Linked DNA regions of Mus musculus: region 1 is linked to region 2. The links are chromatin loops, found by intact Hi-C in ENCODE. Cell type or tissue: heart. All regions are shown on one strand. Links, peaks and the distances in the headings refer to the core of each region. The heading gives the core; the rest is flanking DNA. Region 1 holds the start of Slc2a9 (solute carrier family 2 (facilitated glucose transporter), member 9). Region 2 holds the start of Wdr1 (WD repeat domain 1).

Evidence for each region. Peaks named below come from ENCODE experiments on the same cell type or tissue, not always from the same donor. Only the 100,000 strongest peaks of a DNase experiment are listed, where the experiment ranks them.
Region 1: it touches region 2 in a loop (5-fold over the local background); 5 of 42 quality-filtered maps call a loop at or near these places.

What each region holds. Positions count from the first base shown.
Region 1 is chr5:38,474,311-38,490,028 of GRCm38, reverse strand. Slc2a9 (solute carrier family 2 (facilitated glucose transporter), member 9) reads left to right here and starts at 9,723. Exons shown (of 12, transcript NM_001102414.1): 1 at 9,723-9,990; 2 at 12,536-12,634. The coding sequence starts at 9,898. In heart, for the core only: CTCF peaks have their summits at 9,880 and 12,658 (motif pointing right); DNase peaks (open chromatin) are centred at 9,758, 10,788 and 12,648; H3K4me3 peaks cover 1,134 bases; H3K27ac peaks cover 1,222 bases; H3K27me3 peaks cover 1,017 bases.
Region 2 is chr5:38,553,069-38,568,786 of GRCm38, reverse strand. It overlaps Wdr1 (WD repeat domain 1), which reads left to right and starts at 7,088. Exons shown (of 15, transcript NM_011715.3): 1 at 7,088-7,271; 2 at 7,586-7,707. The coding sequence starts at 7,256. In heart, for the core only: no CTCF peak of the experiment used is centred there; DNase peaks (open chromatin) are centred at 3,749, 7,026 and 7,946; H3K4me3 peaks cover 3,599 bases; H3K27ac peaks cover 3,040 bases.

The DNA of each region.
Region 1 (15,718 bases), core at 4,948-12,947, 81 kb after region 2:
ACTGGGTCTGATGAAAGAGGTCCTTGACTCTGTAGTGGGTTCTAGTCTGGAGCTCTTATGGGTGCAGTCTCCGTGGGCAGCGGATTTTGCTGACTTAGCAGTTATCTTCTTGTTTCTTGCTGAGGAGGACATAGGAGACAATCCCAATTGTCTGTGAATGAGAAAGAAGCCCAACTCATCTCTCACAGGTGTCTCCCACGGGTACCCAAACTAGGTCACTACAGTATAGATTTGTCATCTAAAAAGTTAATGCTCGAGAATGACATGATTGAGCAACAACAACAAAAAAAGCAAATTAAACAAGTAAAAAGAAAAAAATCATATTTTAAGTACATTTTCAGTTTTGTGTTGAGCCACAATCATAGCTATCCTAGGGTCCATGGTACAAAGATTAGACCTCCCTGGGAGAGGGCCACTTATAGCATCTTTCCTAAAAAAGAGTGTATATATTCCCTCATCCTGCCCTAACACTTAACTGGCCCCTCACAACACAAAAGCCTCAATGTTTCAGACTTGCTGAATATCTGTCTACCCTCCCGGGTCCATGGTCCTTTCTCCTGGGCCTGTCACGTGGGCTCCGCACCTTCTCTGCTCCCGCTCACCTCTGTCCTCACCCTTTCCCTCAAGCACAGTGACTGCTGCCAGCACACTCTGACCTTGAACTCTAGATGATCCCCGTGGGAGTGCCTAGTGTGGGCAGAGCCACACTCTGACCGCAACTAAGGTCTCATTTCCTCTACAATATTTCTGAATTTAAGCCCATGGTGGACACTGTGTACTCACTAATGGCGAATGTAAAGGCCGTTCTCAGACTGCTTCATGACACACACACACACCCGCGCCACATCCTGCCTTCCCTTTGGTTGACTGTTTGCTTCACGCTTAATGCTGACGTCACTGGGCGATGGAATGCAGACAGAGTGGGTTGGGAGGTAGACTGTGCAGGACAGCATTGGACAGGTCCAGGCGGCTTTGGGGTGTAGAGGGTCCCAGAACATAAAAGCCATTCAGGGACCATCTTCCCATCTTCCCACTTCCAAATCTGCAACCCTTGTCACGGTTTTACTGTGGTCCATCGATGGCACACACTTCCGCCTGTGGCTTCCCTGCTCGCCCTCACTGCTGATGCCCTATGAGGCCAGTCTATACACAGGCTCCTCTTTCAGCTCTGTCATTCCCTGCCAACACTCTCAGGACACCCTTGCTATGATGACACCCCTCTCTTGATACAGCCAGCCCTTTGAGTCAGCGCTACCTTCTTGACTTGTCACCCCCAGAGTTTCAGAGGCCTTGTTTCCTATCCCTGCATCCCCCACCTCACCCCCTGCTTGCCAGTCTCTTTCCCGGTAGGCTGCTTTAGGAGTCCACCCTCAGCACTTTCTCCCTGGTGACCGTTTTTGGTGCTCGAATTAAAGACTAGTTTTCATTCACATCCCGGGGGAGAATCAGAAACAAAGCGAGTAGGACAGTCTCTCCACCCACCCACCCACACCCACCCCCAGCCCTGCTCTGTCTGGAACATCCCTTTAAGGGATTGAATCACAGTTTTGGGGATTGGCAAGCCTGAGATCCACACAGCAAGCTACACATTCACTCCAGGACTACTTTTATTTCCGTCATGTGATACGGATGCTTTGCCTGCCCCAGCCCCAAACATCTCTAAGTGGAACTCCTCACACCTCACCCTCTACTCTGCTACCCCACCCCCTCCCCCACCCCAGGTCAGACACTTACCAATCATTCGTAGCTGGAGTAAACAATCAGACACCAGAGCTTAGCTAGGCATCTCCAGGATCTTTTTTTCTTTTTTGTCTGCAGCGCCCTCAATCACCACAGGGAGAAGAAGCATAGAGGTCACAGTCCTGAAGCCAGGATGGAGACCGGAAGTTCTGATTCCAACCACTTGCTCTCCCCCATTGAGCACAGGTCTTTCAAACCCTGAACCCTGGCTCTCACTTAGTCATACAGAGACCAGCCCTCAGCCCCCAGGCTCTTGTGCTACGCACTTTTCCGGCTGGTCAGGCCTTGTGCTAGCTTGGACAAAGAGGAATAGGCTATGACCTTCGGGTGTGAGAAGTGGGGGAGAGGACCAGCCAGGGTTCTTCAGAGAGACAGAACCAGCAGGACATTCTCTCCACCAGCCTCACATCCCTCCTGTCTGCTTCACTCCTTTAAGGGATCGCTTCATGAAGTTTTGGGACTGACAAACCCCAAATCCACACAACCAGCTACAAATCCACCCCAGCAATGCTGATTGTTGCAGTCCCATTCCAAGACTGGAAACTTGGCAGAACTCCTGTGTTGTAGTCCTGAGGTGGACCCCCTTCCTCTTCAGGGCTCCCTTGTTTTTCTCTCGCAGTTGTGAAGTTTCTAGGGGAAAGGCACCTGCATCGTAGAGAGCCATCTGCTTTACTTAAGTCCCCTGATGGCAAATGCTGATGAGGTTGAAAACACTTTTCCAGCAACATCTGGATTAATCTGCAGATATCCAGCCAGTGGCACCGTAGGCTGGCCGTGTTGATACATAAAATGGGCTGTCTCACACAGAAGAGCATCACTGATGAGGAGACATCCACACCCATAGACACTGTCAGACGAACACAGGAAGATTGCCATACACACAGGTGTGCACACAGAGATAGACAGACATGCACACACTGATACAGATAGGTACATACAGCACACACATACACAGAGAGAGGGAGGAAGAGAGAAGGATGGACACACACATACACAGAGAGAGAGAGAGAGAGAAAGAGAGAGAGAGAGAGAGAGAGAGAGAGAGAGAGAGAGAGAGAGAGAGAGAGAGAGAGAGAGAGGAAGAGAGGGGTTGGGGGGAGCTGTCCCTGCGTCCTAGCTTCTCCAGAAATGATACACTTTTTCTCGGAGGTACCAGGCAGACACAGGTCAGGTTTTCAGGAGGAGGCAGCAGGTGACAGGGCGTCTGAGTGAGACCAAGCATTTCCTCCTTTCCTGTAGGCCAAGGGTAGCCTTAGGTACTACAGAAAGGCTTGCAAAAGTTTCAGGGAAAGCAGGCCCAAGAGTGGATCATGATACCAGGACCATCATCAGTACAGGGCCCCCAGTGTCCAGCTGTGGCGATTTCTGGACCTGAACCCAGCCCAGACAGCAATCTCCTCTGAGGATCCTGAGATCCTCAGGGTGATGGCTTTTATCCTAGGAAGTGTCACGTGCATGCTGTGACTCGGCTTTGGCTACTCAATAATTCAGAATTTTTTAAAAAAATTAAGTATTTCATTTCAAAATTAATTAAAGTGTGTCATTAGGCTAACAGTTTTTTTCCCAGTGGGGGAAAAATGGGGAAACAAAACAAAAAAATTAAAATTGCCATAGTATCATAGATTAGGGTGACTGTAACTTTGTTGTTTCTGACTCATCTGCTCATGTATGGAAACATAGCTATCCCTGCTCACCCTCCCTGCTCATCCTCCCTGCCCACCCTCCCTGCTCACCCTCCCTGCTCATCCTCACTGCTCATCCCCCCTACTCATCCTCCCTGCTCACCCTCCCTGCTCATCCTCCCTGCTCACCCTCACTGCTCACCCTCACTGCCCATCCTTCCTGCTCATCTTCCCTGCTCATCCTCCCTGCTCATCCTCCCTGCTCATCCTCCCTGCTCACCCTCCCTGCTCACCCTCCCTGCTCATCCTCCCTGCTCATCCTCCCTGCTCATCCTCCCTGCTCATCCCTCCCCCTCATCCTCCCTGCTCATCCCTCCCCCTCATCCTCCCTGCTCATCCTCCCTGCTCACCCTCCCTGCTCATCCTCCCTGCCCCATCTCCACTCTTCATGCATCCCTGCAGTCCTGCATACCCTGTCCCTGGCTCAGCCTGGCTCCACTGTCTCCACCCTGTGCCTGGCCAGCCTCTCACCTCCCATGCACGTGTGAGCAGTCTGAAGGTCATGGTCCATTCCTCTTCTCCCCAAATGCCAGCTCTGTAATGGCGGCGGGGGTGGGGGTTGGCCTTTGCTCAGGACTGGACCCCTCATAACTAGGATATTGGCACTTGGTGTTTGCCGAGGGAGTGCTCCACATACACATCCTGCCTTTGGATTTGAGTAAGAGGACACAGACCTGGTTTATGCACATGCAAAGCTTAACATACAAAGTCTTGATTATCAGTATGTCTGTGTTTAGTGTCAAATAATACATATTCACCTATATATTTTTTTCTTCACTTGTCAAATATAAATTTGCTCTGACTATTTCTTCCTGCCACATGCTCTTAGATAACAGGCTTTTCAACAAGATTTTATTTTAAATTATGTACATGTGCATGCCTATGAGTTTGTGTCTGTGAGTGCAGGTGCCCACGGAGGCCAGAAGAGGGTGTTGGATGTCTTAGAGCTGTAGGGAAAAGCAGTGGTGAGCTGCCTCATGTGAATGCTAGGCCCTGAACATGGGGCTTTGCAAGAGCAAACCAGTGAGCCATTGCTCCACCCAGAAATAACATTTTTAAAGGGCTATTAGGCTTTCTATGGGCTGGGAAGATGCTCCATTCGTTGAGTGCTTGATGTGTAAGTGTGAAGATCTGGGTTAGGAGTCTCAGCACCCAGTTAAACATCTGTAACCTGAGCATAGGGGAGGCAGAGACAGTGGAACCCCCAGAGCTTGTTGGCCAGCCAGACCAGTCAAGTCTGTGAGCTTCAGACTCCGTGAGATCTTGTCTCAGAAAATAAGATGGAGAGTGACTGATTGAGGATGACAGCTGGCATGGGCCTCTAGCCTCGGAGTACACAAGTGTGCACAGACACACCCATGCATATGCACAGACACATAATACACACACTATGCAATACACACAGAGAACACACACCACACACGTACACCACACACATACACCACACACATACAACACACTCACACCACACCCACATGCTTCCCGCTATGGATGAACTGTGACACAGGTAAACTTTTCTTGGTCTAGGACTAGCAGTTAGAACAGATCCCCAGTAGACAGACAGACAGAAAAAGGGGCCACCAGCAGGTTTTAAAAACTGGCATTCTTCCAATTTCCTCCTCCTCCTCCCAACCAGAAATAAAACTCTTAAGGACTGCGACCCTTTAATGCATGTTGCGGTGACCCCCAACCATAAAATTGTTTTCATTGCTACATCATAACTGCAATTTTGCTACTATTCTCAATTGTAATGTAAATATTTGTGTTTTCCAATGGCCTTAGGTGACTCCTGTGAAAGGGTTGTTTCCCCCCTCCCCACTCCCCACGAAGGGTTCATGACCCACAGGTTGAGAACTGCTGCCTTAAGGCCCAGTGGACTTTTTCTCTGGCGATCAGGGATCCTTGCCTGTGTCCTGGCCTGATGGTTTCCAGGCAGGCTCAGCACGTGCTTACTCAAAAGACTGGGCCTATCAACCTCCTTTTCTTTCTTCAGACTGACCAACCCTGAATTAGAGGAGAAAGACCACTTGAAGATCCTTCAAGCCCTAACATTCAAGGACTTCCTGAATCTGCCCTCTGATTCGCAGAGGGTCTTTTTGAGTGCCTTGTGCTCTTTCTCTCCCACCTCCTCTTCTCTCTTCCTGTCCCTCTCCCCCCTCCTCCCCTTCTCTTTCTCTCTCTCTCTCTTTCTCCCTCCCCCCTCCTCCCCTCTCTCTGTGTGTGCAGCTCTGTGTGTTTTCTTACTCCTAATAAAAGTCTTTCTTCACGGGCTGATTCTGTGTGCCTTGTCTGAGATTTCCCCTGCTTCTTTAACTGGCAGTGAAAATGAAGCCAACCAAGGCTAAGACCCCACAATGCACCACACAGTCACCATTGCAAATGCCATTTCCTAACATGGAAGACATTGCAATGAATAGCTTTTGGGTTGAAACCTTTGTGCTTAGTTTATTTCTTGTCCCAGGATGCATTTTTACAAATGCCGGGACAAGTTTAGCTAAAGCATGCAAATTGGTCTGAAGCTCTAAAACATGTCAAAACTCTAGAAAACTGGCAAGGCTTGCCATTTCTGTCACCGGGGGATTCGGGTTACCTTTTTTTTGGTGACGCTAACTTGACAGGTGAGACTTAACGGTTTGTCTCAGCTTCTACTGGCTTCAGTTTCACTGGAGACAGACAGTCTGGTGTTTCCAGCCTTTGTGAGCCCGACCTTCTGAGGGAGGCTGCTTCAGGGAACAGCCTGCATTCTGTAAGCTAGGAGGCAGGTGTGGGAAACACAGCCATTGCCCTGTCTCACGTTTCCTAAATGGAGCTGGGCCAGAGGAGACCAGGTCTCTCCGGGGATCTGGGGTCAAATGAGGATATTACAATGTCTCATCCTGGTGTCCTTGCCTGAGTGAATCTTTCCTGAGTGACTTCCTCTTTTTTTTTTTTTTTTTTTTTTTTTTTTTGTGAAGTATTGTGGCTTGAACCCAGGACTTCATGCATGCTAGGCAAGTGCTCTACCACTGAGCTACATAGCCAGCCTCTTTAAAAAGGGTTTTATTTTGAGACAAGTTCTCACCAAGCCAGACTGGCCTTGACTCACTGTGCAGACCAGTAGGGCCTAGAACTGGTGATCACAGTCTACTGACTAGCTTGAGTGACCTCCAGCATAGCTGTCTCCACTGACCTACCCATCACCAACAGCAGATGACTAATGGCGTCCTTTCTCTTGCTCTTAGGAATAACAGAAGCCCAAGACCATGAAGCTCAGTGAAAAGAACTCCGCAGAAACCAAGGAAAGCCAGCGGGTGAGGAGGAAGGTGGCCAGTCCTACTTCCTTGTTCCTCCTTTCCTGTACCTTCTGGTAACCAGGATATCCATGCTCCCTCCTCCAGGGGAGTGGGGTTATCATGACAACAGCAGAGAGCAGGGGTGCCTGAGAGGACAGCAGTGTGGGACGCTGTGGACTATGCATAGGTCTGACATGGGTTTGGCAGGGAGATGATCATCAGAGTCTCTCTCTGCTGGAGCTCCCTGGACTTGTTGTGACAGTTCCCATTCCAAAGGGCAAATAAGGGACATTGATGATGACAACAATGTGGTAGTTGTCCTTAAATGAAAGATACATCGAAGAGCTGGAGGCGATGGCTCAGTTTGCAAACTGTTTGCTGCATAGAACCCAAGGAAACGTCAGAAGCAGGGGGAGGTGCAGATCTGTAACTCTAGTGCTGAGGCAGGGGGTGGCCCATTCTGTGAGAGATCCCGTCTCCAAAAATAAGGAGGGAAATGAGGGGAAACCACCTGACTTCTACCTCTGGACTCCATGCTATGTGTGTGCCCACCCCTACATACACGCATGCATGCACGCACTCAAAGTTTCAAGAGGCATGAATTGAAACCCATCCCTGCTCTACCTGTTTCTGCTTCCAGGAGGTCTTCAGTAGAAGGTCTCCTCAATAGGATAGAGGACACTGACAAAGATCATTCCTTCAGGCAAGAAGATTTATTTAATGCCGGAGAGGACATGGCAGGGGTCAAGAAGAAGAGAAGGAACAAGGGCACTATCAGGGCACTGGGGAAGATATGGGAGGCTGCTTTAAAGCAATTGGGAAGGGGAGGGACTGGGGAATCTTTGTACTCTGTGGGGAAATGAGGAATCTAGCAGACAGAGGGTGGTGTCACTGTGGAGAAAAGCCACCTCGGGTGCATTCATTGGGAGATGGGGGTGCCTTAGCCCTTTGATATCTGAGGTCTCTACATTCCTTAGTTCCTGTCATTTTCCTGGAGTTTGAACACCTAAGGAGGTTTTCTTACAATTTTAAACAGGCTGTTTGCCTCTTTGTTGCACCAGAGATTAGCATCAGAATCAACTAAGAGACCTGCAGCAGAGCCAGAATGATAGCAAGTGGCCCCACATCTGGGATTTATCATAACCTGAAGTCTGGAGGCTCTAGGGAGCCTAGCATAGACCTGTCCCTGAACCTGACTGTGGGATGCCTGCTAGTGTCTGTAAAATGGTGGGAACACCAAGTCTGCTTGGCTCAAACCTAACACTTAGCAGCCGAGAAGATCCCCTCCCGCCTTGGCTTACAGCCAAAGTAAGCCCACTGCAACCTCTACGTGGACACCTATGCCCCGATTCAGTTCTCTTGGTCAATCTGTTCCTGGCAAAGAATAGAAGTGGAGAAACTAGCAACTCAAGGGATATCCATGAGTCTTTCCGGGGTTTCAAGAAATTTGAGCCCTATTTCTTCCTCCTATAGTTCTTTTCTGTTATTAACCACGGTAACTATCAACTATCATTGTGTGTGTGTGCTCATGCATGCATGTGTGCATGTGGGGTGTGTGTGTGTGTGTAAGAGAGAGAGACAGAGAGAGAGGCAGAGACAGAGGTCATCATCTCTCGTTCACCCGGGCAGCCCTCTAAGATTTGATTTACGATAGTCCGTCTGAAGAGGGACATCTGACCTTCAGGGATCCTGTCCTCAACAATAAGAAAGATAAGGGTGGGGTAGAAAACAAGTTGGTTCCCCAAGACAGCCACAGGGTGACACAGGGCCTTGGCACCCTCCCTGACAGAGTGCCCAGCTGTTCTTGCACGTGTGTGTTAACCACCTGTATCCTGGTGCTCTTGAACTTGTCCAGGGTGAACCCGGGAAGTTTTAAGTCGGATAGGGGTCACCTGATGCATCTCAGCAAGCTTTTACTAGCTGATGAGAACTGTTGCAGTGGAAAAGAAAACAGCACAGAGGGAAGCTGGGGAGCAGGTGAGGGAGAAAGGAGACCATGACTGTGAAGTCCTTGGTGTGAAGGAATGCGGCTATCCCCAACTTCTCTTCTGCAGATCCCTCCTGCACCTTAGGCCCCAGCCATGTAGGCTTTTTTTTTCCCTGTCACCAGCATCAGCTATCTGGCTATCTGTGCCTGCAGAAGGTGTCCCAGGGTGAGGAATGTCAGGCTGAGCAGTTACCTGGGCTCTGTGAATCCCTGGCATTGAACCGAGGCTGGTCTTTCTCGCCCAGGGTGGTCCCTGCTTACCCTGGACAGCATTGTCTCCTTCCATTACCATGGACAGCATTGTCTCATCTGGGCTGGATGCCTTCACGTGCATGTGACAATCATGTCCCCAGAAGTTTCCTTTCTCACCTTCTTTATCTCCACATGTCCTTTCCAGACACAGCTTCTCAGAGTCTTGTGTGGGGACTTGAACACTGCCCCTCACTCCCTACACATTCCTCATTGACCAAGCCTGCTTCTGTCCCCTCCCACCCTATCAGAACACATAATTTACGTAGCCTGCCTTGACCATGGCTCACTGAAAATACTTCTCTGACTGACATTGAAGCAAACTGACCACAGAGTAAATTAATTCTCAGGCTGTCCTGGGGCATACAAGGTCGTTGTCTCGTTACGCGTTACGCTTTTATTGAGCCAGTTAGGACCTGCAGAGAGGGCCACCGACATCGCTGCACGCTGCTCTGCCCATTTGCTCTTTGAGCAGCAGAACTGACTCTGCAGGACAATTAGAGAAAGATCAATATTTCATTTTGCCCCGACAGAATGGAAGCTCAGAGCACGGCCAAGACTTGCCCGTGGACACAGATAAGAGGAGGAGTCAGTGCTGGAACCCATCCAGCTTCTAAGGAGAAAGCCAACAACCTTTGGCCTTGATTCTTAGGAGGTTTCTCTGGGTTTGTGCCAGCTGCCCCATCCAGAGCTCTGGCCTTGTTAGAGAGAATCATAAATGGAGGGGGGGGGGGAGGGGAGCCAAACAAAACAAAACGAAACCAAAAAAAAACCATGACTTGGGCGTGACTCCGGGGAGCGAAGCTGTCTCAGTTGCTTGGGAGCAGGGGAGCAATGTCGCTCGCTTCCTGTTCAGGCATGATCACAGAGCCACGCTTCCTGCTCTGCCCTCCTTCCTGTGGACTCTGCCTCCTCGCTGCAGAGATGCCCTGGCAAGTCCAGGGTCCTGGAGCCAGGAAGAAAAAAGATGGATTCCAGGGAGCTTGCTTTAGCTTCCCTGATGTGTGACACCGGTGGCCCTGGGGAGCTCTCTGTGGGTCACCAGCAGAGGAGGACAAAGGTAAACACAGACCGGCTTCTGTCCTGTGGGGGGTGCAGGCCTGGGTAGCTGCTACTACCAGACAGAGCTCAGCCCCTGTCTGGCAGCTGTGGAGCATACCACCTGGAGCGGGAACGCTGGAGTTTGGAGTTTGAACTCTCTCTCTCTCTCTCTCTCTCTCTCTCTCTCTCTCTCTCTCTCTCTCTCTCTCTCTCTCTCCTTAGCCTTCACTCTCTACCACCTCTGCCATCCCATCAGGGCACTGAGAATGAGGCTCTGGTGGACAGCTCTCTCATGCTTGCTCAGAGCTGACTGCCTTTTCTTTCCTAGGGCAGGCAAACAGTAATACTCTTGATCATAGACTCCTCCTCTTATCTGTGTCCAGTGGGAAGAAGTGTGTGTGTGTGTGTGTGTGTGTGTGTGTGTGTGTGTGTGAGAGAGAGAGAGAGAGAGAGAGAGAGAGAGAGAGAGACAGAGAGACAGAGAGAGAGAGAGACAGAGAGAGAGAGACAGACAGACAGAGACAGACAGAGAGACAGAGACAGAGAGACAGAGAAGCAAGGAAACCCCTCCCCCCCCCCCCCGCCCCAGAAGAGGGGCTGAGGCAGGAGACAGCTTCTATATGCCATTCTCCCTTGCCGAGCAGGACCCTTCCAGATCTGATGGGAGTAGTCCACCCTTAATTAAGATGAGAGTTGAGAGCCATGGGGAGGTGGCAGGGTCTAGAAAAGAGGCTTAAGATAGCTGGCACTAGGCAGTTCCACCATGCCCCCAGCACGCAGGAACTGCACACTGCCTCGGCAGCAGGCTTGGCACCAGACACAGGAGACAAGCAACCTAGTCCCAGCCCTCAGGATAAGCCCCACCCCCTGGAACCTGACAGGGCACACATGCAGTGCCCGGCCCTCTTCTTCTCCTGCAAACCCCTTATGGTGTGGATTCTATTACCACCCTCATCTTAAAGATGAGGAAGCTGATCAAGGAGTGGCCATGTTACTGGTCAAAGCTTACACACTGTAGAAGCTGCAGTGTTAGGATCCAAAGTTGAATCAGAGATAAACATGAGAGATGGCAGGGAGTGGGGGGGTGGGGGGGGAGGAGCTGGGGGAGGCACATGGGTGGTGGCTTTCAGGAAGCTGTTCAGAGGAAGGGGCTTTGGCAATGGGTCTGAGGTAATGAGAAAACCTCTAGGACTTTGGGTGGGCAGGGTGGGGAGAGCTAAGCTTGTGTGTCTTGGCAGAGGCTGAACCAGAGGGAGGTAAAGAGAAATAAAAGAAGAGCTTTCTTTCTTTCTTTCTTTCTTTCTTTCTTTCTTTCTTTCTTTCTTTCTTTCTTTCTCTTCCTTCCTTTCTCTCTCTCTCTTTCTTTTTTCTTTCTTTCTTTCATTTTTCTTTCTTCCTTTCTTCCTTTCGAACTGGCTGTGTCTAGCAGCCCACTGCGTTTTCAGCAGCGGTACTGTTATTAAAAGCCCATTTGACAGATGGACAAGTTGAACCCCAGAAACTTCCAGTCTCTGCTTAGATGCCCACTACTCTATGGTACTAGAGTCTAACAAGAGGAGACTAAGGGCAGAGCATGGAGTTGCTGTTAGGGGCCACTGCAGTTTCCCAAACTATACATGTGCCTGATCTTGGTCCCTTAACTAGACATTGTCTTAGTACACCCCTGGGGGTGGCAGGATCTAGTACCTACAAAATACATGCCTGTGCACACAAATATGTTAAGTGGTGGCTGCCAGAGCCCCTGGTTCCCTCCACCAGACCACAGGCCTGTGGCAGCTCTCCAGTCCCCAGCAGGTGCCAGCTGGTCAGCCTTCCTTCACTAAGACTCGGTGTTCATGAGCATGGCCAGGTCCTGGCTGTGGTCATCTTGAATGAGGCTGGGACAGGAGTACCTGGATGCAGCTCTCAGATTCTCAGCGTAAGCCCCGCCTGCATCTCTATCTGCAGGTCCTTATTCTTAGGTGTGCTGACCAGCTTGTAGGCTGATGCTTTGTCCTGGAACTGTGCATGTGTGTACATGCACATGCACATGAGTGTGCATCTGTGTGGCTATCAGCCATCTCAGACCCCGGTGAAGAGTCAGCTGTGCTGGTCGGGAGCCTTGTCCTGCAATGGGGACCAGCTCAGCTCCAGGCTGCTCCTCAGGCAGCACCAGGGACAGCTCTGCACACCTTCTCTGTGACACTGGGTGGAACTGGACTGACTAGGGACTCAGGGAAGAATGGTACAGAGAAAGCACCTAGAACTGTGCCTGGTGGTAGCGCTCAAGGAGTGCTAGCCGCTGCTAACAACTTAGCTTTGCCTTTTGCTCCTGCTGGATCAGACAGCGGCCACATCCAGCACAGGCCTGCTGGGTGTGTGTGTGGGGGGGGGGGTGCGGAGACCCTCAGGCTGCCTTGCAGGAAGACAGCTGTATAGTGGGACCTCAGGGCAGGAACTCTGCCTTGCCGCACCCCCCCTCCCCACCCCCAACTGCTTCTTTTCCCTCCTGATTTTCCCTCTGGGATGCCTTCCGGCTAAGGAGGCATCCCACTCTGACACCTTCGTCTTCTCTCCCTTCCCAGAAATGGTCCTTCTCGCTCGTCGTGGCAGCTCTCGTGGGAGCCTTCGGGTCCTCCTTCCTCTACGGGTACAACCTCTCCGTGGTGAACGCGCCCACGCCGGTGAGTGTCCGACCGCCAGAGGGCGCTGCGCCCACGCAGGGTGACCAGCAAAAACAGGGTGGATGGGGGGAGGAGAGAGAGATTGAGAGAGTTGTCGCAGAACTGAGGTATCCTTCAGTACAGACCGGGCTGGGCTTGAGGACTTTAATGCCAGTGCAAGTATTTTAGGAGATTGGAGCGCACGGACTTGTCCTTTTTAATTTAAATTTTACTCACACTCAGAGCCACCTGTTATGACTCACCCCTGGCTCCTGTTTCAGCCTGAGGTCAATTCCAGGCTCTCTGCTGGTAGCAGGAGAAGGTGTGCCCCAGGCCAGGTTTTCTTCTGCCAACTCCTGGCAGGATGGAGGCGGTAACGGGAGGGGCAGAGGCTGATGCTGAGCCCAGGCTTGCAGGTAGAGGATGGGGCAGGGAGGCTACCAAATTAGAAAAACCTGGGAATAGGCTCTGAGCTCCAGGTGGTTTGAGCACTGGGCAGGCATGTTGGGGGCACCCTGAGGCCCACATAAGCCAGGCTGGTGGCTCCGGTACATCATTCTCCTGTGTCAAATACAAGGGAGCCAAGGCTGGTGGGTCTCCAAGAGGATACAGGTGCCACAGGGATGCATGCTCCATCAGTGCCAAGGCAGGTCTGGGTTGTAAAACTTGAGCTAATGCTGACATTTGAGGAGCTGTCCAAGTTATCTCAAAAATCGGCACTGATACTAAAGGCTGCTGGGAACAAACGATCTCAGGTGGTTCTTGCAGGTGTCTGCAGCTACCTGGGCCTTTGACTCTGTCATTTCAAGATGAGGCTCTGACTTACCTGAATTCATCTCTGAAAAAAACCGACTTGTGATATGGACTATTGATTTGTCTGGGAAGTTCATCAGAGCATTCACCCAAGAGAGTGGGGCCTCTGTGAAACACAGATCCATATGAGATTTGAACTCTGAGTAGTGTGATGTCACTGACCCATGAACCACAGGAAAGAGCAGTTTAGTCATTCATTCAACAAATATATACTGAGTACCTGTCACATGCTAGATGCTGGGAATCAGGAAGGCGATCTGGAGGAGGTGGACATTGAGCTGAGCCCCATATGTCTGGAAGCATTTCCAATGAGGCAGGGGCAGGGGCGGTGCGGGGGCGGGGCAGGGGCGGGGCAGAGGCAGAAGTAGGGAAACCAAAACACACAAGGCCTTCCTAGCTATATAGGGATGTCAATAGGGTGATAATAGTGAAGGTGTGACTTGCCATTCCTATTCCCGAGGGGAATGGGGAGATGGGTTGGGAGAAGAGGCTAAAAGCAGTGGAGGCTGGGATTGAGGCTCAGTGGTAGAACACCCACTTGCCCAACACAGGTGAGGCCCTGGGTTTGGTCCCCAGTACTGAGAAATCCAGCAGTGAGAGCCAAGAAACCCCACATGTGAGGAGCCGCCCTCACATTTGCCATTATAAGATGGCACTGACAGCTGTGTTCTAAGTGGTAAACATAGTCTGCACACATGCAGGGGCAGTTTTCCCACCATGTGTTCTGCCTTTCCCGTGATGACAACTGGGCCGATGGGCTGCAGCTAATCAGGGAGTAATACGTCCTAGGTGGAGGATAATTCTCCTTAAAAAGGGATGGGGTTTCGCCAGTTGCTGGCTTGCTCTCTTGCACTCTGGCTCCTGAAGATGTAAGCAATAAAGCTTTGCCGCAGAAGATTCTGGTTTGTTGCGTCTTTCCTGGCCGGTCGTGAGAACGCGTCTAATAACAATTGGTGCCGAAACCCGGGACGAGAAAAAACTCGGGACTGGCGCAGGGAAGATCCCTCATTCCAGAACCAGAACTGCGGGTCGCGGTAATAAAGGTTCCCGTAAAGCAGACTGTTAAGAAGGATTCAACTGTATGAATTCAGAACTTTTCAGCTGGGGAACGAGAGTACCAGTGAGTATAGCTTTACGAGGTAAGCCTGGCCTTGAACTTTCTAAGGAAATTCAAGACAGTCTATCAGAAGTAAAGTGGAAAATGGCTTTACAAGTTATGTTTGGCCTTGAATTTTTTCTAGTGTTAGAAGCCCTTTTGTTCCTTTTCACATGTTATCAAGTGGTTAAGGCAGGGCGGATTCTAGAGGAAATTCAGGACAAGCTATCAGAAGTAAAGCGGGGAGAGAGAGTAGGAGCAAAGAGAAAATATGGTACACAAAATAAGTATACAGGCCTTTCCAAGGGTCTTGAACCTGAGGAAAAGTTAAGGTCAGGTAGGAATACCTGGAGAGAGATTAGAAGAAAAAGAGGAAAAAGGGAAAAGAAGAAAGATCGATTAGCGGAGGTCTCTAGGAGATACTCGTCACTAGATGAGCTCAGGAAGCCAGCTCTTAGTAGCTCTGAAGCAGATGGAGAATTCTCCTCTGAAGAAACAGACTGGGAGGAAGAAGCAGCTCATTATGAGAAAAAAGGGTACCAGCCAGATAAAATGCGAGCTAATTGGTCAAGGAAAAAGCCAAAAGCGGCTGGCAAAGGCCAGCTTGCTGCTTGGCCTCTTGGCAGTCGGCTTCAAGGTCATAGTGCACCTCCACCCTATGCTGAGCCCCCGCCCTGCGTAGTGCATCAGCCCTGCGCAGAGAGGCAATGGACAGAGAGGCAATGCACAGACTCGTTCATTCCAAAGGAGGAACAAAGGAAAATACAACAGGCATTTCCGGTCTTTGAAGGAGCCGAGGGTGGGCGTGTCCACGCTCCGGTAGCGTATATACAGATTAAAGAGCTTGCCGAGTCGGTCCGTAACTATGGAGTCAGTGCTAATTTCACTATAGCACAAGTGGAAAGGCTTGCGAATCACGCTATGACTCCTGGTGATTGGCAAACGGTTGTAAAAGCCGCTCTCCCTAGTATGGGCAAATATATGGAATGGAGAGCGCTTTGGCACGAAGCTGCACAAGCGCAGGCCCGAGCAAACGCAGCTGCTTTGACTCCAGAGCAGAGAGATTGGACTTTTGACTTGTTAACGGGTCAGGGAGCTTATTCTGCTGATCAAACAAACTACCATTGGGGAGCTTATGCCCAGATTTCTTCCACGGCTATTAGGGCCTGGAAGGCGCTCTCTCGAGCAGGTGAAAC
Region 2 (15,718 bases), core at 2,670-10,669:
GAAACAAGCACCACAACCAGACACATGACCACATATTTGAAAGCCAAGAATGCTGGCTTTCCAGCCTAAACTGAAAGAAGAAAAAGATGTGTAAACCTTTCAGTTTGAACCCTACTAACACTAAACTTGGCTGAATGGATAAAACTAAGCTCGCAAAAATCACAGTTTTTGTATAATGGGCCTCTCTCTCTCTATTAATCATCTTATTTGTTTACACTTCAAATGATATCCCCTTTCCCAGGTATCCCTCCACAAACCCTCTCCATCCCATCCTCCTCTCCCCCCTCCCCTTTGTCTCTATGAGGGTGCTCCTCCACCCATTCACCCACATAATGGGCTTTCTCCTATGTGTTAAAACCAGCTCTAAAGAAGGCAGACCTCATCTTGAACCCTACTTGCGCACCACTTATGGCTTCTGAACTCGGACAAGCCAAAACTTGAACCCAATGCCCCCAATGTAAAGATAGTAACCCGATGCCCCCAAAGTAAAGATAGTATTAAGCCGAGTGTGGTGGCCCTTGCCCACTTGGGAGGCAGAGGCAGGCAGAACTCTAAGCTCAAGGTCAATCTGGTCTATAGAGCAAGTTTCACAGAGAAACCCTGTTTCGAAAGACAAAACCCCAAACTAACCAACAAACAAAAAGACAGTGCTCAGACAGCACACAGCCAGTGCCTAGAGCTAGTTCTCAGAAAGTGTGCGCTGAATTAAGAAGGGAGAAAACACTGCCTCAGAAAATAGCCCTAGGTAGGCAAACATGATCACAGATGAGGTGGGATTGTCCCGTGGCCTCAGCAAACCACTTTACCTGGTAGAAAGCAAGACAGGCGAAGGCTGAAGTTCCTGAGATGCAGCGCTGGAGCAGAAGTGGGTGGGGGTGGGGTGCAGAGCAGGAGACAGTAACAAGAGCCCAAAGCTAGTACAGGAGAATTTCACTTAACGGCCATAGGACACATGATCAGGTCCCTAAGTCTTTCAAAACAAGGATTGCCAACTGGAGCAGTTAGCCATCAGCCAAACCTTGTAAGGATCATCCCAAGCCAATGGGCTTAGCTGCCTAGGTTAGCTTCAGGAAATCCATAGGTAAGGAACTACAACAGGGTGTGAAGTGGAAACTTAAGGGTTCTTAGGAAAGTCATTTGGATGGTGTTTTGCTGGGGCAAACTAGTGAAGGAACATTTCATTATAGTAGTGTGGAAGGCTAAGGCAGACTGTTGAAGGAGTCTCATGTTTCACTGAAGCAGACGCAGGGGAGAGGATGTTCTGCTAAAGCAAGCACATGAAAGGACACGTGATGAAAGATACTTTGCTAACGACGCTCAAGTATTAGTCCACCTTACACTGCATAGTTAAGCTGCATTTGTCAGGACACCATAGAGAGAAACGCACCAAAAAACTTCTGGTGGTGTGCTGCAGTTTATTGCTGCTTCCAAGGACTTGGGCTGATTGGATGCATGTGCTGAGGCAAGGCACATGGAGGACACGTGATGTTTAGAGGGAATAAATAGGACTCCACTGAGGGACAGAGACAGAGTTTGGTTTGTGTAACACTTGTGGATCTTGCATCTTTGATGATCTTTGCTTCCCTGGAGAGGCACAGCTGAGAACTTCTCCTGGGGTTCCTGTTGGTCCCTCCTGCTGACTCATGCTGAGGCTGAGGCCTGGCTGTCTCTGCTAGCTTGTATCACCACTGTTGCTAACTCAATTCTACCCAACTGGACTACTGGTGTATGTGTGAAGTGTTTGCAAGTGGTGAGCTGTCACTGCCTGCTAACCTGTGAACTGAACTGCTGATTTCCAGGCAACACAGATGGGAGTTGCTCTAAAAAAATCTTTCTAAACAGGTACACTCCCCCCACAACTCTTATCCTTTCTTTCTACTACTGCTGGTGGGTTAAAAATAAGGATAAAGAGTTTAAAAACCATCATTAAAAATATGATTTGAAAAAATTAAAGTTATAGGATGTACCTGAATTATAAGTAGCTGTGATGTTGGCAGCAATGCGAAGTTCTTACAAAGTGTCTACTGTAGATGACCTCAAACTGGAAAGTATCTGAGTCCATGATAGAATTGAAAGTCAGTGTGGTTTATATGGTTAACCTGGCACGAACCTTGAGTCACCTAGAAATAGGGGAACCTGCATCAAAGAGCTGCCCCAGTGAGATCTGTGTAGTAGCTTCATCTGTGATGAATTGTTTTGATAGTGTGGGAGGTCATGAATCCACTGTTCATGTGGGCAGTGCCGTCACTGGCCAGGTAGTCCTGGGTTGTAAAAGCAAGATGGTTGAGCATGAAGATCATGATCTAGCGAGCAAGACAGCAAGCAACATTCCTTCTTACTTTATGCTCTGAGTGCCTGCCTTGACGTCCCCTCAGTGGTGGGCTGTGAACTTGGAAAGCAAATTGGAATAAGCTTTCCTCTCCCAGGTTGCTTTTGGATCATTCACAGAAACAGAAAAGTGAACTACAAGCTTGCCCTGGGGCTGACCAATTGAAAAAGTATTTATAGAGACACTAGGGAGGGATCCAGTAACAAGCTCCTTTAAGGACAACTTAATTCACTTGTTCTTCCCCTCTGAAGGATTGACAGTGCAGAGGCTAAAAACTTCTAGGTAGGTTTATGGAGTCAAGCCAGGCTGCAATCAGTCCTCAGATTCCTTCAACCAGGGCTTGAAGAGCAGAGCAGCAATTCTTTGGGGAATAACAGCTCAGCTCTCCTTTCCATGTCACAGACAACCTCCCAAGACCAGCTCCAGAATCAAACAAGTACCTGGAAGCTCGTTTTCCTCTCAGGTGACTTGAAAACCCCTTCTACGTCACATCTAAGTGCACCTAAATCTTCAACCTGTGTTAGATTTTAGGATTTCCAAGATCCAAGAAGGCAGGCTCTGCAGCCAAGGGCCTTGCAGGTTGGTTCCAGCAATGGAAAGCCTAATTCCACCACAGACAGAGCTCTTCTAGGGTACACAGCAAGCACTGGAGAGTCTCTCTTGGTGCAGACTGGAGATGGACGAAAGTGAGGCTGCAAAAGAGGTGACCCTAATTCTGACTATCCCAGAGATAGGAGATGGCCCCTACTATGGTCTCCCTCAGCTCATTTAAGAGACCAAGACTGAGACAGGTTCTGAAATTCCTTTAGCGGGTAGGCTGTGAGAAGGCAAGTGAGTGACACGGAAGATAACCCTTTTCCAGGAGACTCAGTCCACACAGCAAACCTCTAGACTCTAGAGGATAGAGTCATCAGACTAGTTCTAAAGCGGCACCATTTCAGGCTGGATACAGGTGAGGACTGGGAAAAGCCCTTTCCCCTGTCTAGAATCAAGCAAGCAATCAAGGGCTGCAGGGAAGAGGTTAGATACACCTTGGAAGTCCAGAATTATCTCGCTGGCTTGGGTTCCCAGAACAGACAGGTCTCGCCTCCCCTCATGTATCCTGCTATGTGTGGAAACAAACGGCAACTTTCCAGCTGGGGGCTATAAGACAACACATCCAAGGCCAACTGAGGGGTGTCTGTGTTAATGTCCTAATAAAAGTTACTGAAACTAGCTTACCCAAGTCCGACTGACCCGTTTTTCCATAAGTACTTTTGGGTCCCTTCTTTAATGCAGCGTCTTTGGAATTGAATGCAAATTTGTGATATTTTATGCTGCCCATTTCCTCCCAGCAATCAGCAGCTTCATTTGAACTGTCTGGAAAGCTCTGTGCTCATGGGGGAAGGGAGAAACGCTGTAACCAGTGCCAAACAACACAGTGTGTGGCTTGTAAAGAGGATGACCTCAAAGTCTGGTGTCTGGAACAGCCCAGAAATAGCAGGTACAGGAGGCTGAGGTAGCCACGAGGTAGAGTAGAACCACACCTATTAAGCTGTATGAAAACCAGGCAGGAGAGGTAACTCGAGGACTTCAGGGGCCAAAAGCTGAGTAGATGGATAAGGTGACTAAGACCAGTTGGGGGTATCGGCTCAGGAGCTCCAAGACCAACTTCTCAGCACAAAGATGTATTTGCACCAGACAGACAAAGAGCAGGGAATAAAAGACAAAGAAGATAGAAACAAGGGAGAAAAGGAAAGGAACAGGGGCGAGGAGAGAAGTGTATTTGTTTAGGAAGAGAGCAACAAATGATTGCCTCTGGATAGAGAGGAGACAAGCTTGGCCCCTAGGCAAATGGCAGTTTATAAATGTAAAAGGGGTAACCTTATGTTAGGATGAGGTGTTTAATTTTAATTGGGCATGTTAATTAGGTGACCCAAAGAGGATTTTTAATTACTGGACTTCAATACTTTGATAGCTGGACCTTGGTAGTCAGCCTCAGGTGGAGGAAGTGGACACGTAAGGGAATGTACCTTGGTGGCTAGCTTTAGGAATGTAATCTAATGGGTTTGTAGCAAGGCAGGGGGGAATGGGGAGAAGAGCAAGGCCTGCCAAAGCCATGTTTACCATGCTCAGGCTGGCTAGAGTCCCTTCAATCTTACTGGCCACAGTGGTCGACTCTATGCATAATCAAGGAGCCAGAATAGGCCCAAGTGCTGAGGCAGCTTGGAGCAGAGTAGCAGTGGTAAGAAAGCACAGATTCAAGCTAAGGGCTTTCATAAACACTGGATTCAATGACGGACCGAATGTGGAGGATGAGGTTGGGTGAGGTTTCTGCCGTTGCGATGAGGCTGGACCACTCCGTAGTCAGTGTGGGAAAGAACAAGCCAAAGGAGCCTGCAATGAGGAGGGAGGGGCAGGCAGGGCATTCATCTCAGTTGGCCCGTGTGTCTGTTTGAAGAGCTAGCAGCTTTTAAGACTCCCATAGACAGTGATGGAGGCATCTGGGTACAAAGACAAAGTGGTTACAAGTGGCCAGGCTAATTTCTAGAGACTGAAGTCATTGTATGGACACATCAAGTGTTTCCTCACTTGACTTCCTGCTGGACAAACCTAGCTGCTTGACTCCAAACATTAGTGCTGGCAGGTGTAGCCAATCTGTTCCTTGCATGGGAACTTCAACTATTTCACACACCCGAGTGCCCCCTCTACTAAAACCTGGAAAACTTGACGCATGGTACATGATTTTTTAAAGTGCAACAGAGTCTGGATTCTGCCAGAGAGCTTGGCCCCAAAGTGTTTTGTAGGATCACTCTCAGTGTCAGTACCAAGGCTTGATGCACATAGGACAGCTATCAGCTTGTAAAGAGCTTGGAGCTGGTGTTACCCCAGCAGTCTTTGTACCATGCTGAGTGGGAACTTTAGTGTGGTTTAGAAAGGTTATCGCTGTTATCTAAAACAATTCTAGTAAATAAGAAAGTCACAGTCTACACTATCTTCTGTCCCAGAATCCTAGGACAGACCTCTTGCTTGTTGAAAATATCCCTAGCACATCCCTAGGACAGTGCTCGACCAGACCCAGGGAAAGTGTCTTTCATCTGCACAGTGCAGTGAGGTCGCTAGAAGACTAACAGTGGGACTGTTCTGAAATCATAATTGTAGTTAAGGAGCCATGTGTTGCTGGTGGGCAGTTTGGTGGTTCTATGGCAACATCAACAATGCAAATGGGGAAAGCAAACTAAGGACCCCAGGAAGTTGCAGTGTAAAGGCTGGGACAGACAGGTGAATCATTGAGATAGTAGCTGGAAGTCACCACTTTTGAGAGAAATTAACCAGGTGGTACTGGCATTCCTTCTAGGCACCACCCCACAGTTCCCTGCAACAAACAGGTATGCCTGACTCACTATAAAAGGGGCTACTTGCCCCTTCCTCATTCTCTTCTCTTGCTCCCTTCCTCTTCTGTCCCTTTTCTTCCGGATCCCCGCCCCCCCCCCCCAAACCAACTCCAAATGTTCATGGCTGGCCTCTACTCTGTCTTTCTGTCTCTACTATCCCCTCAACTCTCCTCCCCATGTCCTAAATAAGCTATTTCCATATTATACTGTTCTGTGGCTGGTACCTCAGGGGGAGGGGATGCCTCAGTTCAGGATGGGCCCTCAGAGGCACCCCTTTCCCCCACAACATACTGCACCTCCACCAAACATATCCCTGGCTTCTTTTTCTTTTCTTTTCTTTTTTTATATAAAACATAACAGGTGGGATCCCTAGACAAGCAATCCTGGCAAACAAAAGGTCACAGAGGGCAGGGGGTAACATTCATAGAACCTTAAAAATACTAGTCTATCAGCACAAGAGACTAGGTACTAAGGAAAACAGACTTTTCAAAAAATACTGAGGTTCCCACACAGGACCTACCGAGTACACTTAAACTCTTCTCTACGAAACCTGGGCACTCCTATAGGCTATAAATTCATTTAACTGCTAACTAGATGGCAGTTAAGATTAAGATAAGCTAGAGGAGAATCAGGTGGGTGTCCAGGTGAACCAGGAGAGTGGGGTGGGACTGGTCCGCAGGGTAATTAACAAACCTGGCTCCAAAGCAGAAATGGACTTTTTCATTTGCTGCAAATTCCTAAGAGCTCTCCTTTGAAAGCCCACTTTCCGGGTTTCCAACTAGGGCTTCAGAACTTTTCAATCAAGTAACCAGAGGACTTCATCTTGCCCTAATCAAAACCTGCGAGACTCAGAAAATTCCAGGTTTTGCTTTCTTTCCCTCTCCATGAAAAGAATTCCACCCTCACGCCCTCCCCAGAGCGTGTTAGGAAACAACCCCTGCCATCCTTAAGAATTACAGTTCTTTATTCTTGGCTTCTTTGCTACTAGGAAGTTTCATGCAGGAGGGAGAGGGAGTGAGACGGGGAAGTTCCTAAACATACCCAGTGAAAGGCAAACAAACAAAACCCCATACGCCCAGTGGCTTCAAGTCTTTTGCAAGCCGGGGCGCCAAGCTGGCGTTGGAAAGCTCGAGAAAGATCTGCTCCACAAGAAGGCTCCCGGTGCAAAGGCAGACAGCCCAAGAAAAAAAACCCTCCCGCCCCGCACCTACAACCCTCCGCGCCGCCTTTTCACGGGTCGCGTCACGTCACTTCCGGGGCGGGCCCGCAAGCGGGGCGGGGCGGTGTCCGCGCAGGCTCGTGGGGCTGCAGCCTCCGAGCCGAGCGCTTGACTATATATGGTCAAAGCTGGGGGCGAGCCGCGCCGGGGCCGCGCTTCCGGGTTGGGTTGTCCGCAGCGGTAGCGCGCGGGGCAGGCGCGTACGGGTCTCGGAGCCGGGTCTCGGACCGCCCCCTCCGCGCCCGGCACGCCCGGCGCCGCCTTCCGCGCTGTCCCTGGGCTCGGCCACTGCGAGGTTCCACTCGAGCGCAGCGCCGTAACAAGTGGGCGAGGATGCCGTACGAGATCAGTGAGTGCGTGGGCCTCCGCGCGCGGCCGCCGGCTTCTGGGGTCGGGTGCAGGCGGGAGGGCGCGGCCGGGGTCTTGCACGGCCGCGGGGGTGCGGGCCGGGGACCCCGGAGTGGGCGTTGTGGACTGGGCCGGCCGAGCTGCGGGAGGGACCCCGGGGCCTGACCGCCGCCGCCCGGGAAGTCCGCCGGTCGTGCCCGCAGGCGGCAACAGGTGACCGGCTCGGGACCCCCAGCGCTGACTGACTGCAACTCCCTGGGTCCCGCGAGGCCGGGATTGCCCCTCATGCACCGTGCCGGGTTTGTATCTCCCCAGAGAAGGTGTTCGCCAGCCTCCCCCAGGTGGAGCGGGGCGTCTCTAAGATCCTCGGTGGAGACCCCAAGGGCGATCATTTCCTCTACACCAATGGCAAGTGCGTCATCCTAAGAAACATCGATGTGAGTACTCTTGTGCCCGGCGGGGCCTGCTTCCGTCCCTACCCTGCGAGCTACCTTCAGAGTCGGGAAATTCTTGCCCTTCCGCCCCCTCACCTCCCAGTCAGTTGGCCTGGGGAGAGGGGAGCCACGCCCCTTCTGCCCAGGAGCCACACCTTGGAGGCTCAGTGGACTGGACTGGACTGGTGGTGGTGTCATCCACCTCTACCCCCACAGCCCCGTAGACTGGCAAACTAAGACTTGGGTCTCTTCAGTCCTTAGAGCCAAGGGCTTTGAGTCTGCTGCTGCTTGATCATGGGGTGGCTGTTGATTGGCCCTTCCTGAGCCCAGTTTCCGCATTGGGGAAATGGAGATAGGGAAATGATCCTCCACTTCCCCTGGCTGCCTTGGCTGGCTGAATGAGCTGGTCAGCTGTCCTAATGCTGTCTGTACCTGGCATAAATGGAGCACTTGGTAAATGGCCCTTGTGCTTAATCATCCTAATACCCTGGGCTTCCTGGTATGCTAGAGCCCAGGCCTACACACCCTGTCCTCTGAATGCCAACTGTTACAGACTTGAGTCTCTGAGAGGAAACAGGAACTAGTGAATTCCTCTGGATGGTTCTCTGAAAATGACCTGCTGTCCCCAGAGCAGCAGCTTTTTGGGAGGCCCTTGCAAATTCATGTTTTTTTCCTCTGGTTGTTGAAATGAGTCAGTCTGCTGGGCCTCCTCTCCATTTCCAGGATGTGGCTCAAATCTTGTCTCTCCCGTGCTCAGGCCTGAGGAATGGTGTAGGGTAGAAGCTGAAGGCTGGACTTAGGGCTATGCTTGGCAAAGGGCTGCTAGAGGGGTGGAGGGTTTGATTGACTCTTCCACCAAGGCTGTCACCTTCAGCTCCTGCACGCCAGGAACATCATTAGTCAGGTGAAGTAGCTCATGACACCCCTATCCTCCAAGAGCCTCCCAGCTGGCTGAGGGTAGACCCCAGTTTTTTTGTAAAAAGAGGCTGCAGTTTTGAACTGTGGTGGCTGCTGGCTGTGTCTTTGTAAGTCTGGTTAAACCCGACCAGTCATCAGTCCTGTGCTGGCTTCTGACCTCTACAGGATTGTTGGGCACCTCAAGTGAGGTGGAAGTTTGGGTATGAGCCTGCCTTGCTAGTTACACAGATTCCTAGAAAGCTGGCCCAGCCTTCTTAGAACTGGGGAAGCCTTCTCAAAAGCTTAACACTATATTGACGTCATAAGATTTTGAGAAAGTAAAGGAAAAATGGAGATGGTCGCAGGAGCTCTGTGGAATTGACAAAAGGTATCTGAAGCATCTTCATACACCCCTAGCTGTAGGGTATTTGGTTTCTGTCCCCTACACGTAGTTTCCTCAGGCCACTTTGTTGCTCTTCACTTCCAGTTGGGAGAACTGCATGGAGTGGTCACTCGGGTGCTAGGCCAGCTTATCCCTCGAATTTGCTGGCTTGGTAGTATCAGAGGAGCAATGCAGCCGTTGGCTGAGGGGGTGGGTTCGCCGCCAGTGACATGTCCACCAGTCAGTCCTTTCCAGGCTTCACTGTCCTCTCCTGGAGGAGGTGCAGCCGCTTCTCATCCCACCCCGGTTACGTTCCTAGTACGCCAGGAAAAACAATATGGTGTAGGGATCTGTTACTATAGCCTTTTGTGTGCTGTATGTCACTAGGCACATTCTGGTCTGCTGATGGCCTCCTGGTCCTCAAAGATGGATTCAGTTTTTATTAGGACAGAGTGTTGCTAGAGAAAATGAGATGTGAGTTCTCAGGAACATGAAGATGCAGGAAGGAAGGTGGTCTGCTAGGAATCCAAGTCCAGGAAGGCTGGCACCACATCATGCCTTGTAGACCTCTGACCCAGGTCACTTTTGGGGTTCTTGCATGCTCCTTTCCCCAAAGTCAACCGTGTCCCTCGACTGCTCTGATCCTCAGAGCTGCCCTGTCACATTTAATTAGAGTCCTATAGAATCTGGCAGACTCGCCCTGTTTTGCTCTATCCTGTATCTAAGCACCATACTGGCTGCCCTGAGGTGTGTTCTTGCTGTGCCTGCTGGCGCAGTTCTGACCAGTCACACACACACACATACACACACACACACACACACAATTGGCTCACACTCAGCAGCATTGCCCCAGTGCTCTTCCTTTGACCTTCCTCTTCTCTGTCAGCTCCAAGCTCCAGGCTCCCTTGCCTCTTCTCCTCACATGCTACCCATCCTCAACATTCCACCTGCTCATGGTGCGGCCTTTGCCCAGATACTCATCCTCCTGTGTCTCCCTGTCATCTCTTACACTCCTGTTTAGAAATGACCTCACTAGAGGGCCCTTCTCCTTAACGGCATTTCTCCTTTTAGCCTTCTCTTACTTTCTGCTGGCAGTAAATGTGAACAAAGCTATTGCTGTTGTTATTCCTAAATATTCCAGGCTCTTCTCTCTGGCCCGTACCCCTAGGAAAGCAGGGCTTTTCCTGTGTCGTTCACCTCATGTCCTTACACTAGAACACCTGACCCACAATATTCCAGTGAGCTCACTGCACCTAATTTCTTTTCCTGTTAGAGAGTGTCACTGTATTGCCAAGGCGACATAAAATCCCCAGCTTCTGCCTCACTGGTGCAACCCTAGCATGAAAGGCACTACTGTGCTCCAAATTTTCTGGGACCCACCTTTAGAATTTATACAAGAATATTCTTGCCAGCCTCCTGCTGGGGCTGCCTGTCAGCTGTTCTGTGACTGAAAGACGGCTTTGTGAACCTGGCTTTTGGAGAGCTGGTAGCAAAGATGCTCTCTGTCTCTTTCTCCCTTGTCCTGTTGCCACGCTTGAAAAATAAATTCTCTGCAGGCTTAAATCATGTGGTGACGGAGGCCATCTGGAAACTGGCATTTGGGAACTTTCAAACATTGTATATCTTGGCAGATGTGAACCCCTAGCAGAACTAAGGTATATATCTAGGAAGCTCAGTTCTGTGAAATTGGGTCTCAGGGAATGACACACAGCAGTTGGACTAACCACTGGCTCGTCTCTTTGGACCAAGTGGAGGAGGTTGAACTCAAACCAGTTTTCATTTGGCACTATCTGTTACCAGCCCATGCAGGAGGATCCTGTGTGGGTCCCTGCAGGTGGGGGTGGAATAAACAGGACTCGAAGACTTAACAGTCGCTCTGTCCAGGTGCGTGCCTGCTGAGTCACTGCTGCATTGCCAGCATGGCTGTCAACCAAGGTGGTACAGGTTACAGGGCCTGCTTGTAGAGCAAACTGTCATAGCAAAATGTGTTCTTTGTAGCAGAATGTGGTAGTGTGTTTGACCACTTGGACAGAAATGAGCACACACGCCTTTAATCCCAGCACTCGGGAGGCAGAGGCAGGCGGATTTCTGAGTTCAAGGCCAGCCTGGTCTACAGAATGAGTTCCAGGACAGCCAGGGCTATACAGAGAAACCCTGTCTCGAAAAACCAAAAAAAAAAAAAAAGAAAGAAAAGAAAAGAAAAAGAAATGAGCACACAGTAGCAGCTCTGTCCAGAGCCAAGAACTCTGCTCCCTTCACCACAAGATCACCTGGTGGGTAAGGGCTGGACAAGGTGCTTCACCACCGGGCAGGCACTGAGGGTCTGTGGGCTCAGGTGGGATCTGTGGGTGCCATTGAGTAAAGCTAGAGAAGAGGCTGTAACCACAAGGATGAGGGACATGACTCAAGTTGGCAGCTAGACACGTATGTGTGGCTCAGGCTACCCTGCAGTAACTCAGCATTGTTCTCTAGGTTTGTCACATCAGGTTTCTCTATGTAGCCCTGGCTACTCTGGAACTCATTCTGTAAACCAGGCTGGCCTCAAACTCAGAGATTCACCTCTGCCTCCTGAGTGCTAGGATTTAAGGCTTGTGCTACCACTGTCCACCCCAGCATAGTTCTTAAGACCACTGGAAACATTCAAAGATATGTGACAGTGACAAGGTGACAGCTGCCCTTGACACATGTTTAAGTTTGCGGCTGGGAAACCCATTAGCAAGCTGGGCATAAATGCATTGCTCAAAGGCTCGTCATCTAGGTAGCTGTCCGTTGTTTCTGGTATTTCTAGTACATATCCACAAAGCCAGGGTGTCATTTAGCTTAGCCTATGAGCTGTATGCCAAGACTTCTGTCACTGCTTCCTGGTAGGGGGATGGGGTTTGTTCACTATCAATGTTTAAATATAGTATATTGCTGATGTTTAATAGGTAAATGTTGCTGAACATTCTACAAATCACAGGACTATCCTATAACAGAAATACCAACTCCAAAATACCAGGAACATCAGGTTCAAGAACCCTGGTAGATAATATTCTCACAAACTGTAAGCCATTTTACAAGAGTGTTGGGTGCTGTGGAGCATCAGAGACGAAGAGTATAATGATAGCTGCTGGAGAACACTTGGGGTTTCAGAGCGTGAGTAAGAGGTCTCCCAGAGGAAGGTTTAGACACACAATGGATGTGGGCAAAGTCCAGACAGGAAGCCACTGTAGTGCGGGGTGACTTTGGTTTGGTGTGTATCTTCTGGGAGGAGCAGGGAGGGTAAGCACAGTCCCCTGTGATGAGAGAGAGAGAGAGACAGACAGACAGACAGACAGACAGACAGAGACAGACAGACACCAGCAGCAGCAGCTAGTCCTTGAGGCCAGGGAAGAGGTAGCCTGGGCTCCCTGAAGAGCTTGTCCTGTTTTGCCTCTGCCATCTCAGTGGAGAGTGTTCCCTACTTGTGGTGCCTCTTTCAGAAAAGATTCTAGTTCCCAGCTTTGATACTGGACTTGTTACCTTCCTTTAAAAAGGCCCTGTCTCACCTCTGTAACCATTTCTACCTTCAGTGTCCCCCAGTATAGAAGCACAGGTCATCTCTGAGCCTGAGAAGAGTCTTTATCTCATTGAACCTCCTAATGAATGGGGTAATGTTGGGATGGCCAAATTGACTCACATAGCATCTGCAGAAAGTTGTCTGGCTGTGCCGATTCTCTCCTGCCACTTCCCTGCCTCCCTATTGGGTAGGTGGAGTCATCTCCCAATAGCTCATGCTTGGGCAGGTGCCGGGCAGGTAGCAGGAGGTACCGAAGCAAGGTGGCAGTGTCTTGACACAGTCCGAGGGGCACTGATGCTTGCAGGTCACACTAGAATACTCCTAGACCTGTAAGTGACCACCCTACCTCTTCTCAGTCCCTGGCTCCATCCAGTATTACAGCCACGTACAGCCAAGGTGAGCTCTTAACTTCTGAGCTCAGGAACCAGACTCATGCTGATTCCAGCTATGATAAAAGAATGGGACCAAATGGAGGAATGGAGACTGTTAAATTCAAGCCCTGGCCTTACCACAGCTGGCCTGGGTCACATCTAGTCATTTAGTTTCATTGTGCCTTGGCTTATTCAGCTAAGCATTAGTTTATAACCTGCACTTCTTGCAGAGAGTATCAATGGAAGGGTGTGCTTAGTCCCTGTCATAGTGAATTCAGGGTCTTTCAGGATGGTGAATCAGACACATAAGTCCTGTGTAAAATCCATTTAGTATAAAGTTGTTGGTGGAATGTACCAAAAGAATGCACATCCCAATATGTGGGTGCTGAGTGCACTCATCATGAGTTCTTTTCAGTGTGACATGTCAGGGAAGGACAAGTGGACCAGTGCCATGTGCTAAATCTTTGACTAAGAGATGGGGATTGAGGCACAATTTAATGGAAGTAGGCGGACTTTGAAGCAGTGGTTTGTGGAGCACGGGCTGGATGAGGGGTGGGACAGGGAAAGGGCTCTGGACCAAGGTGAGCTGAGAGTTGTGTTATGGAGCCAGGGACGGTGTGCTGTTTGGTGACTTCCCAGTCAGGTTAACCAATACATGGTGAGCTATCAGGGCCAGGCAGGTACTGTACCCAGCTTGAGGGTGGCTCTGAACACTAGTTAGACTCCTCCAATTCCCTCTTTCAGCATGGTATAGTCTGGGGCTTGGCCCAGGCATAAGTTCTGCTGTGGATGTGTGAAGGTATGTGTACTGTGTTGGAGCTGGGTTACTGCAGTAACACAGGGTTGACCTGTGTTTCTGGTGGATAGAGGGACCCTGTACATTGTGTTTAGCACAGGCTTTCCCATAGCAGGATCTGCTCCCAGTCCCAGGAAGTGTGCCACATGGGTGAATGGTGGAGGTTGTCCAGCACGGTCCTCCTTGGGCTCCAGGAGACCTTTGCTATTAAAGACGCACGTGGAGGCCCCTTTGTGGCACTGAGGGACATGGCTTAAAGGTTTAGTGTGCATGTTCTATTCGGTCCTCTGTGGACGGCCATGGTTGACTTAGGCTGCCTTCGTCTGATCCTGGAGGGGGATGCTCTGGAAACTGAAGGGACACAGAATTGCTGCTGCCCTCCCACACAGGTTGTATTACTGGGGACTCAGAAGAAAAGCCTCTGGTTCCAGTACACAAGATGGGCCAGCTCATGTCTAAGGTTAATACCAGGAGCAAATGTGGTGGGGTTGAAAATGTGGTGGATAAAAATGAGTGCGTTCCAAGGCTGATTAGGAGCACTGGGCAGCCCTAGTGGAGAGGCCCTGAGCCCCGTGGAGTAAGGAAGCACTTTTTGCTTTCTCCCAGGAATCCTGGGGCCTCTGACCCGATCCCCCTTACAGTACGGTAAGAAGGAAGTCAAGGATGAGGAACACCTTGTGGAGGCTTCTGAATGTGACCCCAGCCTAACTAGGGCAGTGGGCCCTACACAGAGGGGTAATAACTATGCCCCATGCTCCTGACATTGCTTCCTCAGATAGGTTGCTCACTCTAGGGAGGAAGCTGGGGAGGGCGTATGTGATCACTCTGGGTGTTTTCTGGCCTGGCCTGAGCCTCCTGCAGTGGGACACACAGTAGCCTGGGGCAGGGAAGCCATCCTCTCTTCCTGGCACTAGTAACTGCTCCTGCTGTGAGCCTAGAGTTGGGAGGAGTTTGCTGACTCAGATGCAAGTCATTATCTGTAATTTGGAGTCTTTTGACCCAGTTGTATTCAGAATACAAACGAAAGTGTGTGAGTGAGAGAGAGTGAATGATTCATCCAGCTTAGGCGGGATTTGGTGCCCTTTGGGGTTTTACAAGCCCACTGCAGGAGCCCTGACCATGTAGGGTCAAGAATGTTGGCCTTGGCCTCTGCCTCCTCTCCCTCCATTTTGGGATGCCCTTTCCTGCTGACTTGCTTCCTACCCTTGGAAGGCAATGCAGCCTAGAAGGTCACACAATTTTGTAGCTAGTGCAGGCATGACAGTCCTCAAAAGACTCTGTCAGCTTTAAGGTAGGGATGGGTGAATCGGAGCCAACTCTAGGTGTAGCTTCTGAGAAGGAAGGGACTGGTCGGAATATGAAGCTTGAGCTGATCTGAGCAAGAGAGGGTTTGCCTCGGTGCTTTGTGAGGTGTGCTGTAGTTGCAGGTGCACAGCTTGACCTGACTAGTTCAATGACCATAGCACCACTCCCAGGATTCCAGAACACTCCCTGGCTTCTACCAAGCATACTATATCTCCAGCAGTTCTTGATCTAATTTAATAGGGGCTACCGTTCTAGAACTGGCTCCCTATGACAGAAATCAGCAGTGTCTGGCCTCTCCTGGGTCGTCATGACTGGAGGTCCAGGTGGCTAGGTGTTAGTAGTTTGGTCCATTTTGTGGTTGAACAGTGTTATGTTGAGGGTGGGAGAATCTATCGTTCCTAGTTTTCCTGTTTACAGTTTTCCTGTTTACTTGTTGATGGCTATCTTGATCATCCCTGCCTGCTACCACCACTCACTCATCTTACCCAGCATCCTCCTCTATATCCTCTACAAAACTTGCCAGGCTGCTTCATCATAGCTCTTCTGTGCTTCCGAGGAGGGGGCTACCTAGAAAGCTGGGCTCCACCCCTCATACAGCATGCCTGCAAGCCCTTAATGTGCCTGAGACTCCAAAGAGGGCACCAAGAGATGTCCTCATACCCCAGTTTGAGGGCCCCTTGATAAGGCTTTCCTGGTGGTCTTTTGTGGACCTAGGGTTCCGTTTC